Regions from separate parts of the Homo sapiens genome. Here region 1 is linked to region 2. A link is an interaction called in ENCODE POLR2A ChIA-PET data of the cell type or tissue named here. Cell type or tissue: HCT116. All regions are shown on one strand. Links, peaks and the distances in the headings refer to the core of each region. The heading gives the core; the rest is flanking DNA.

What was found. ChIA-PET counts read pairs that join two places held together with the same protein. Peaks named below come from ENCODE experiments on the same cell type or tissue, not always from the same donor. Only the 100,000 strongest peaks of a DNase experiment are listed, where the experiment ranks them.
Region 1: POLR2A ChIA-PET joins it to region 2 with 5 read pairs; 4 of 35 experiments call an interaction of 5 or more read pairs at or near these places.

Annotation. Positions count from the first base shown.
Region 1 is chr11:102,114,428-102,119,818 of GRCh38, forward strand. The region is part of intron 2 of YAP1 (Yes1 associated transcriptional regulator); the gene reads left to right. Among named protein-coding and RNA genes, the nearest start is that of YAP1-DT, 6.7 kb to the left of the region's middle. In HCT116, for the core only: no CTCF peak of the experiment used is centred there; no DNase peak of the experiment used is centred there; H3K4me3 peaks cover 142 bases; H3K27ac peaks cover 2,383 bases.
Region 2 is chr11:101,905,819-101,911,209 of GRCh38, forward strand. ANGPTL5 (angiopoietin like 5) reads right to left here. Exons shown (of 9, transcript NM_178127.5): 2 at 1,996-2,183; 3 at 1,285-1,429; 4 at 1-29. The coding sequence starts at 2,091. Among named protein-coding and RNA genes, the nearest start is that of CEP126, 6.5 kb to the right of the region's middle. In HCT116, for the core only: no CTCF peak of the experiment used is centred there; no DNase peak of the experiment used is centred there.

The DNA.
Region 1 (5,391 bases), core at 305-5,304, 210 kb after region 2:
AAGACAAATATGTATTGGAAAACACAGTAAAGTGGTGTCAAGATACAGAATATCATTTATTTTTATGTTTTATTTAATATTTATGTTAAGCTCTGTAGCTCTATCTTCCATATATATGTTTCAGTTTGGTATGACCTAAATACCTTTGTTAGTATGGGTAATATTTTGAAAGCTTTACTGAGTCTTGGTTCTGAGCCTCTTTATAATCTTTTCTTTTGTGGAAGTTTGGTTATTCTCATTTTGAGCTTGTGCCAAACCTTTTAATTAGCCTAGCACAAAACAGAAAGAATACCATGAAAATTTTCAAATTCTGGGAATTACAGGGCTAGCAGCGTCTTACAAAATACGTATGGTGCTACTTGTATCTTTTTAAATAAATATTTTATTGGTAGAGAACTACAAAATAAGTAGGGCTTTTGGGGGAGTCTAATTTTACAGTATTTTAAATTGTGAAATGACAAGCACTACAACTGAAGCTTGATGTGACTTACCAATATTTCCCCCCAAAAATGTAAAGGGAAATAAAAATTTTTAGGTTTCATATGCAGTCGCTCAGTGGCAAACTTCTTTCAAGCTAGTAGGTCTTCACAACAGAAACCCTCCTCTCTGGGAAAACAAAAACATGACCGTTGGGTTGTTTATTTATTTTTATTTTTTCAGTCCTTTTGTGTTTAATAAAATGGCAGAATTACACTAGGCTGAAAAGACATAAATAGAATTTTCTCTCCTCTGATTTTGAAATTACAGATAAGACCTCAATTTTTTTCTGGCTTGTTTGGATCAAGTATATATTGAAATGTTGACTAAAACTAATTATGATAGACTGAAATTGATGTCTTTAAAAAAGCTCACTTAATAGTGTTTAATCAGGTTGAGATAATAAAGTGAAAAACAGTGTAAGTTTTGATTCGGATAGGTCTTGACAGTCTACTCCTAAGGCAAATGTAACATTTATTTATCATACCAGATAACACCATTAAGGATGTTTTGTTGTGTGAATCCTAGTATGTGTTTTATATTGATTGTCTTCCAGGGTGGGTTGCTACTTTGTAATGTAAGATAGAAAGTTTTGTGACAGACTTACAGAAGAGCAAAGGAAAAGGTTTGATCATGAAAAGTTCGTACAGTTTTTTTTTGCCCCCTTTCCTGCAACTTTTTCTTTTCTTTTCTTCTTTTTTTTTAAAAAAATTCATTTTCTGGTGTCCTGGTATCCATTTCAAAGGATCAGGTTTCAACCAGAACAGTAAAGGGCCTGAGACTGGAAAGTACACACAAGTCTGGCAAACTCATCTGCATGAGCAAGATCATTTGTTCTCAAGCAGACATCCAAAGTAAATGATTGAAAGAGCTGCTAGCTGTGAAGGATGTGTCTTGAAGGGGAAGGGAGTGGAAACAAACCAGGTTGTTAGGAAGAAAAAGAAAGGCTGCACTTTTTTGAACCTCTCCCTGCTGGGTCACATGCTGACCTGGGGAGATTGTTAAACAGCTTAATAGCCTGCTTTCCTTCTTTCTTTGGTTGATGCTGTGGCTAAAAGTATAAGGTTAAAGAGCAACATTTATGCTCTTCTTCTTAGTTCTTTGTATCTTGTAATAATTGCTTGTAGGTGATACCTGCCTACGATTTCATTATTTTGAATGAATGATCTTTTTTTGAGCTGAAATCAGTATTCTAGATACAGTTGGCCTTCCGTATCTGTGGGTTCAGCATTCATGGATTCAACCAACCTCTGATTGAAAATATTTGGAAACAAATTACATCTGTATTGACTAATGTACAAACTTTTTTCCTTGTCATTATTTCCTAAATAATGTAACAACTATTTAGCCTTTACGTTGTATTAAGTATTATAAGTAATCTAGAGGTGATATAAAGTATATGGGAGAATATGTATAGGTTATATGCAAATATTATGCCACCTTATATGAAAGACCAGAGCCTCTGTGGATTTTAGTACATGTAGGAGGTCCTGGAACCAATCCTTGACCACAGATGCTAAGGAATGACTATTCATTTTTCAAAGTTTCCAGTGATTCTTCCTTTGTGAAGAAATGTTTCTCTTAAAGGTATTGATATATGTAGATGGATTAATGAAGGGTATATACCTTCCAACCCCAGTCACCTCAATTCACCCCTGTCAACTATGGGCCTGTAAGGAAGATAAACCAGGCTAAAATAAATAAATCTCAAATTATGTCATAGGAGAAAAGGTTGCAAGGGTAGAGAGATATTTACCCGGAAAAGAAAAAACTGGGAGGAGGAGAGATAAGACATGATTGTTGTTTCAGTGTTTCTGGGGAACTTTTATGTGGGAGTAGGATTAGTCTTACTATATAAGAAATGTGAGGAATTTTGATTCCATGGAAGAATTTTCTTATATAAAACTTTTAAGAACTAGAAGAGTTTTCCTGGACAGGTAAATCTTGCTCAATAAATGTAGGTAAAATCATGGTTACTTGGTATCTGTCAGGGATTCTATGGAGGCCCCTAAACATTGGATGTGGGAGAAGAATGCTGTGGGCTTATAAAATTTTGTATTTTAAAGAGTATCTGCTTTATGAACATTATGCAATTTGGAGAAAAGTTATGAAATAAGATTATTTCACCTTCTCCAGTTAGCTACTTCCATGATGTTATGGACCGTATAGTTGTTACAACTTCTTTTTGTGTACTGAACAGACAAATGAGATTAATATCCTAACCATTAGTCAAAGATGATGATAAACTAAGCTTTTGGTGCCAAGTTTCTGTTGTCAAAGTTCATTTTTATCCTAGTTTTGATGTTTTAAAATAGGGCTGTCTTTGTAATCAATATTTATATACTTTCCTCTTGTATCTAAAGAGGAGTGTTGTTGTCATCAGATGTAGAATGAAGATTTAAATTAGTTGCCTTACACTTGTTTCCGCAATGAAACATTTTATTTTAATGCATCTTTTTAGATATTTGTTGGAACTGACTTTTAAGTTACAAAGTCTATAACTTATTGAGATTTATATTTGGCATGAAGAACCTGACTATAAATGGTCCAGACAGGCAAGACGATGTAATTTGAGAAAAAACTTAGAAATGTTAAGAAACAACCCAGTTGTTGGCCTTGTGACCATAGATGATTGAGTTTTTGAAGTTAGTTGGCCTATCATCTAGTTTCCAGGCAGCATGATTACTGAAAGATTATAAGCAGGCAATCATTCGTTGTTTTAAAGCCCTCCTTAGGTCAGTGAGATCTTGTGGAGGAGACTCATACCTTACTTTGGCAAGTGATACGGTGGAAGTATGGTGCTAGTTACATTTATCAGTGGCTTGTTTTCAAGCTCTGGGATGAATGTGAAGTATGTAAACAAGGCTTAGCCATATAATATTTGTTCTACTACATTTACTATTCAAAACTATTTTCTTTACCATCGTATTGAGCTTTCATTTTAAAAGAATTCATTCTCTTTATGACTCTGAGAGTTATTACCTTCTTCAGCTGTCTTACGGTTTTCCTACAGGAAATAGTTCTTCAAGTAGTTGGTCAACAACTTCCTATTTCTTTATAAGCTGCTGAATAACTTCCTGACTCAGTATTCTATAATATCTCTGGTTTCAAGGAGTGTTTTACTTGCAAGTTTATTTTATTGACTCTGATGCCTTATAACTATTACCATGTTCAAAGATATGTGTTCTTATATATAATGTACCATGTAGGACCTTATAATTTGATTTAAGGAATCTGGATCAGTGATTTTAAAAGTTTGTACATTTGCATTGTTTTAATAATGTTCTAATAATTTTTAAAGCACAGTTTTGTTTCATTTCCATTGTTTATCATTTTCTGAATAACTGGCCACAATGTTTTTAGTCTGCGAAGATTCAAGGTTTTTTGTGGCTGTGATTTGATTAAGTTATATTGAGTAGCTTGGTATACAATTTAAAAAGGATATGTTTTTCAGAGATTTTTGACATTGCATGGCATAAAACTACCCATATTCCTATATTAATTTGCCTTGTAGATGTGATTGATCGCTATACATAGGCTGATTCTTTTTTCTTTCTTTCCTTTTTTTTTTTTTTTTGAGACAGAGTCTTGCTCTGTTGACCAGGCTGGAGTGCAGTGGCACGATCTCAACTCACTGCAACCTCTGCCTCCTGGGTTCGCGTGATTCTCCTGCCCCATCTCTACAAAAATACAAAAATTAGCCGGGTGTGTTGGCGCACACCTATTGTCCCAGCTAATCAGGAGACTGAGGCAGGAGAATTGCTTGAACCTGGCAGGTGGAGGCTGCAGTGAGTTGAGATTGCACCACTCCACACCAGCCTGGGCGACAGAGCCAGACTCTATCTCAAAAAAAAAAAAGACTATGAACATATACAGTGTATGTTGTTATCATATACAGTGTACCTGGTATTTATACATTGTATACAGAACATATACAGTGTATCTTCATAATAAAGATTATGCCTCTTTAAAAGGAAGTTTCATGAAGAATAAGGCTATACTGTTTCTTTCTGTATCAAGTATAACCCAGAGTTTCCCTTTAAAACTGAAAAGCTTGTAATTTTGCCATTAAATGTTAAGTTGCACACGTGCACATGTATACACAAACAAAAAACCAGTTCAAATTGCAATCACGAAGTATTTCCCTATTTGAGGGAAGGCCAGTCTCTGCTTGTTTGTCTTGCTATTGAGGCTGAGTGGAGAGAGAAGATGAAAGTACGCCCTTAGCTCTGGGGGGTGGGGGAGAGCTTACTTCTGCTCAGTGGGTGGGCATCCCAGGGAAGAATGGCACACAGTGCCACAGTGATTTAGGGAGAGAACCCTGGAGAAACTGTATTCACCAGTGGCAGAAGAAAAACAGTTGGAAGATAGTAGATGTGACAGAGTAAATAGAACATAGAGATTAACATATTCCCTGGGAAAAATAATGGAATTTTTTTAGTGTGAACTAAGAAAGAAGTTCACTAGAACTTCTTTGCATTATTTAATTAATTTGCAGCATCATTCAAAGAACAGACTGTCACTTGGTGTGTTTAAAAATTATGATTCTTAGTTCTAGAAAGAATTCTAGAACTATCTCTGGAAGTTTAAATGTAGCAGACTCAATTGACTGCAAGGTGGTAGGCTAATTTTCTTTTTAAAGTCACATTTAAAAAAAAATACCCTTTCCTAAAGCTTTATCTTAGCCATTAAAAAAAAACCCAAACATCTAGATAGCATTTAAATAGTTGAAACTTGGAAAAAAAAAAAACCCAGGTTTTTACAACCCTAAAATAAGTCCTCTTTAGTTATGTAGAGAAATATTTTACTTTGTAGTTAGAAAAATAATGTGAATTCACAGCTTAAAATACTCAGGGTATCATGACTCTGCATTGCCTTGTACCTTAAGGCTTTGAGGGGAGGTAAACTCTAAAC
Region 2 (5,391 bases), core at 214-5,213:
GTAGGAAACAATAGAATTTTGCAAATTTCCTTAACCATAATAAAAAGTGGCTGTTAAATATTATATTGTTACAGAAAACAATTACAGTGAAAAATAGTGAATTTTACCTGATTTTGGATATGTATGTTAACTCAATACTATCTCAATTTATCTTAATACTCAGAATTACATATTTTAGTTAGTATATCTTTTGTTTAACTCAGGATTAACCCCAGAAATGATTGTCTCAATACTTCTTAATGAAACTATGCTTCCTACTAATATAGATTACCCAGAATAATTAATCTGTTATCATTAAGAGACAGTGTTCTGATTATAAATTCTCACTTTATAAGATGAGATATATAGAGGCAGGAGTTATAGGATTCATCAATTCTTACTGTAAAAGAAAGTTAGTGGTGACAGTTTTATACCAGGCAAGTTAATTTTAAAAAGTACATCTTTGTTTTAATTTTTCTATTAATACTATATTTACACAATTAAATTGCTAGCACATACATATACATACACATAATAAATGTTAGTCAAAGGTTTTGGTTATTTGGTTTCTGACTAAACATTTACTATACATTTTCCTTTTAAAAATGTTTTTATCTTAAGAGAAAATTTCTTATAGCGAAGTTGCGATAACAGTACAAATAACTTTTTCCTAATGCCTTTGAGACCATGTTGCCATGATGTACCGTCATGCTATTTCAGTGTATATTTCTTACACCAAAGACATTTCTAATAACATACCACCAAAATTAGGAAATAAACATTCACTACCTATATTTCTCAGACCCTATGTGAGTTTTACCCAAGATAGTAATAATGTTGCCCCCTATAACAAAAGGGCCCACACACTATTACGTATGTTATTCTTTAAAATTTTATTTTCTAACTTTCTTTCCACCAGCAGTAGAATCACATTAAAAAATCTTGATATTTTTAATTCTACCTCACTCTGCTTCCTCTCTCTTTCTTATTTTCAGTCTGTCACTTTCTATTAGCTTTTTCCTGAATTTAGCCATCTGTCTTAATAGGTCTAAAGCTGCACTCATTGGTTTGAGAAGCCTGAGACCCTTTTGTTGCACACAGAATTAGCTACATAGAGAAAGGATCCATTCATTTACCAAATATTTATTAAGCACCTATTATGGGCCAAACAATAAAGCTTCTGGCCTAGGATGATCAGGATGTATAGAAAATGACCCAGACAAAAGCTAAAGTATACTTTTCAGTGTCTACCCTAAAAATAATGAATCATATACTCTTATTATTTTGTTTATTTTTAATACTTACTACACATGAAATGTTTTTCTTCTCGTGTAATTTTAGTTTTAACATCACATGATTCCTCACAGTCTTCCTTACAAACAGTATCATTACTTTTACTTTCATCTTTTGCATTAGATCCATCTTCTACAATGTTAACTACTGAAGAGTCCTTTATATTAAAAAATAGAAATAAGAAAAAAATACATTAAACATGTTATATGACCTAATACATAATAAAAAAGACTATAGAGAAAAGCTTAGATTTCAGGAAAGACAAGGCTGATCATTAGAGAGAAATATAAGCTATTTAATTCAAACTTCCACAAATAAACCTGATGAGTAAATAAAATCAAACGGACCAATTTCTTAATTTCCTGGGTAGCCACTCACAGGACAATATTTGAAATATGAAAGTTTGTGGAACAGCTTTTTTTTTAAGCAAAGTGATTTTTTACTACCTATCAGATATTTCATTGAAAAGTTGTGGGCTAGTTTTTAATCTAGGCCTGAAATGTCTTCAAAATATTTTCATATCTGTTGAATCAATCCTCAGTTTATAGTTTCCTCAGTTTAAATACAGTAATATTAAAGCAATTTTCAACATTTCTAAATACATGTTTTAATTGTTCCATAAATTATATTTGGTAGTTATGATTAATCTTTTCAAAATTCTAATATATATCTTGAAAGCTAATCATGCTTTCCTAGCTAATATAATATTGCTAAAATTCTTACCGTAGAATGATGTACACAGTTACCTTGTACAGCTTCTCCACAAATAAAAATACATACATTTAAGAATAAGAGTGAGGCTTGGGATGGAGACATCATATTTTTCTTGGATAGATGAAAACACTTCTTCAAATATCAGTCAGCTCTTTGTGGAAAGAACTACAGAGCATAGAGTCTTCAGTTAAAAACCTCTGGAAAGCGTACAACAAAAACATAAGCCAAAACTTACTAGTTTCCATGCCCTGGTTTGAAACAACACCCTTCATATGAAAAACAAAGTAGCCTCTGGAGATCCTGACATTTTAAATTGTACAATTCCTTTTTTATCACTTCATGTCTGTATTATAAATCCAAGCTTTTGCAATATAGGCAACAAATAGATAAATAAGTAAATAAATAAATAAATGACAGATGTAGACAGATAAATAAAGCATGAATTTATAAATTCATCTAATTTTTGTGAGTCAGCCTTTTCTTGCCTTGGGAAAAAAAATGGCTTTGATAAGCTATACATCAATAATTGCAAACTGCTTGCAAAAAAATAGGAAGTAGAAATGACTGATGGAGTGGGAAAAATATTACCTTGGAACTATTTCTATAAAATGCTAAGTAGAAATTTGATCGAGGTGGACATCCAGAGCAGATAATTCAGACTTAAAATATACTTTTAAAATGCCAAATCTCAACGCTGGGCGCAGTGGCTCACGCCTGTAATCCCAACACTTTGGGAGGCTGAGGTAGGTGGATCACCTGAGGTCAGGAGTTCAAGACCAGCCTGGTCAACATGGCGAAACCTCGTCTCTACTAAAAAATACAAAAATTAGCCGGGCGTTGTAGCAGGTGCCTGTAATCCCAGCTGCTAGGGAGGCTGAGGCAGGGAGAATCGCTTGAACCTGGGAGGCAGAGGTTGCAGTGAGCCGAGATCACGCCACTGCACTCCAGCCTGGGCGAAAGAGTGAGACTCCATCTCAAAAAAAAAAAAAAAAAAAATTGCAAATTTCTAAGACTGTAATTAATCTGTAATTAGTTGTAATCTAATTACAACTATTTTGTTAAAACTGTAAAAATTCTGAACATCAGAGAAATAATATTATTGAAAATGACCACTCTTTGAAGGTTGATAGATGAATGTCTTCAAATTTTCCCTTTCAATGTCTCCTTCCCTTCATTCTACACACATGCCTAAGTCTTCATTATTCTAAAATTAAGAGGCAAAGCAAAACTTTCCTGCATCTTCCTTCTGGTTCGAGACATTATTTTCTCCATCTCCTTTCCTAACCTGAGAACTGCCATAGTTTTTATGGTACTAGTACAATGACTGATACACAAGAGGCACTCAAATATTTTCTTAATGAAGAAACAGCTTAAAATAATTATCTGTTCTCTGACTTTCCTTCCTCACCACCTACTATTTAAACCCAAACAATCATATCTCTTATTTGTGGCAATCACTTTCTCAGAGTTTCTCCAGTGAGACAGTATGAGATGGTTGGGAGTGCCGGCTCCAAGACCAGATTGCCTGATTTAAAGATTAGTTTCAACACTCCCTTACCCTGGAATCTTGGACAAAGTTACTAATATTGCTATAGCTTGATTACCTCCTTTGTATTATGGAAATTGTTGTATGGATTAAAAGATATGTAACATTGCGGACAATATTGATGACTTTTATAATTTATATTAATAGGCAAATACACATATTGTAATCTTAAATTTCTAGTTGAAGTCTTACAAAATTCAAGTGAAAATGGCAGAACTTCAGCAGAAGTTGGCAGAACTTTAAATCAGCCAGATGTTAAAATTCTTTGTTCTTTCACATCTTGCCCAGAGACCAATTCAGGAAATTCTTATTTGAGCAAGAAAATACTTCAGTGGAAGATGGAAAAAAAAAAATAGCCTCAGCCAAGACAAAAGTGAAAGCACAAAAAAATTGTCCATCACAGCTGCCACATGGTTATAATACTTGTTAAATTAAATAAGCAGGAGGCCATTGCCTGAGGCTGTCTCTGTACTTTGAGTTCCTCTGTAGCAAACTGCAGCCTGACTTAGGAGTATATTTTTTGTAACAAATAGTGGAGTTTCAGCCAATCATAGGCAGCCAACTAATCAGAGTATACCCAAATAAGATAAACACCTAGCTGTAGGCAATCACATGATTCCTCTACTTTGTTTCTGTGTCCAACAAAATCTTGCTGCTCATGCTGCTGGGTGGAGCTCTCTGAACTTCTTGTTCTGGGTGCTGCCCAATTCGTAAATCATTCTTTGCTCAAATAAATTCTGTTTATTTTCTGTTCTAAAGATACTAAAAATAATATTCAGGCTGGGCGCGGTGGCTCACGCCTGTAATCCCAGCACTTTGGGAGGCTGAGGCGGGCGGATTACCTGAGGTTGGGAGTTTGAGGCCAGCCTGACCAACAAGGAGAAACCCTGTCTCTACTAAAAATACAAAATTAGCTGGGCGTGGTGGCGCATGCCTGTAATCCCAGCTACTCAGGAGCCTGAGGCAGGAGGATTGCTTGAACCCGGGAGGTAGAGGTTGTGGTGAGCCGAGATCATGCCATTGCACTCCAGCCTGAACAACAAGAGCAAAACTCCGTCTCAAAAAAAAAAAAAAATATATATATATATATATATATTCAAATTAGATAAGTTATGTGAATATGCTTTATAACCATAAAGTGGTTATTATTAGTTTCCTTTGTAAATAAAACATCAACGATTTATGAGACCACATTAATGAAATTGCATGTCTAATAGACATCTCACATTTAACATGTTTGAAGCCTAACTCGTATTCCTTATTCCACCCCTACCTATTCTTTCCCATCTTAGTAATGGCAACACACTTTATCCAATTGTTTGAGCCAAAAATCTGAGTCACATTTGACTTTTTTTCTCTCGCTTACTGCAACCATCCACCAACACATCTTATTGGCTCAAGGTTCAAACTGTAAACATTTCTTGCCACCTCCACTGCTACCATCCTAGTCCAAGTCTGCCATCTCTGGTAACCTTAAAACTGTCCTTATTGTTTCTGGTCTTATCTCCTACAACCTAGTTTTCCCCACAACAACTAGAGGGTCTCTTTAAAGGTTCAATAAAATTGTGTTACTCTTCTAATCAAAACTCTCAAATGGATTTCCCTCCATTGAAAGTTGGATTTTACATTAAGTCCTTGCATACAATACAAGTCGCCACTAAATCTGGGCCATGTACCTCTACAATCTCATATGTTAGCACACTTCCCTTATTATATGGTTTGGACCTGCATCCCTACCCAAATCTTTTTTTTTTTTTTTTTTTTTTTTTTTTTTTTTTTTTTTTTTTTTTTGAGACAGAGCCTTGCTCTGTCACCCAGGCTGGAATGCAATTGCACAATCTCGGCTCACTGCAACCTCT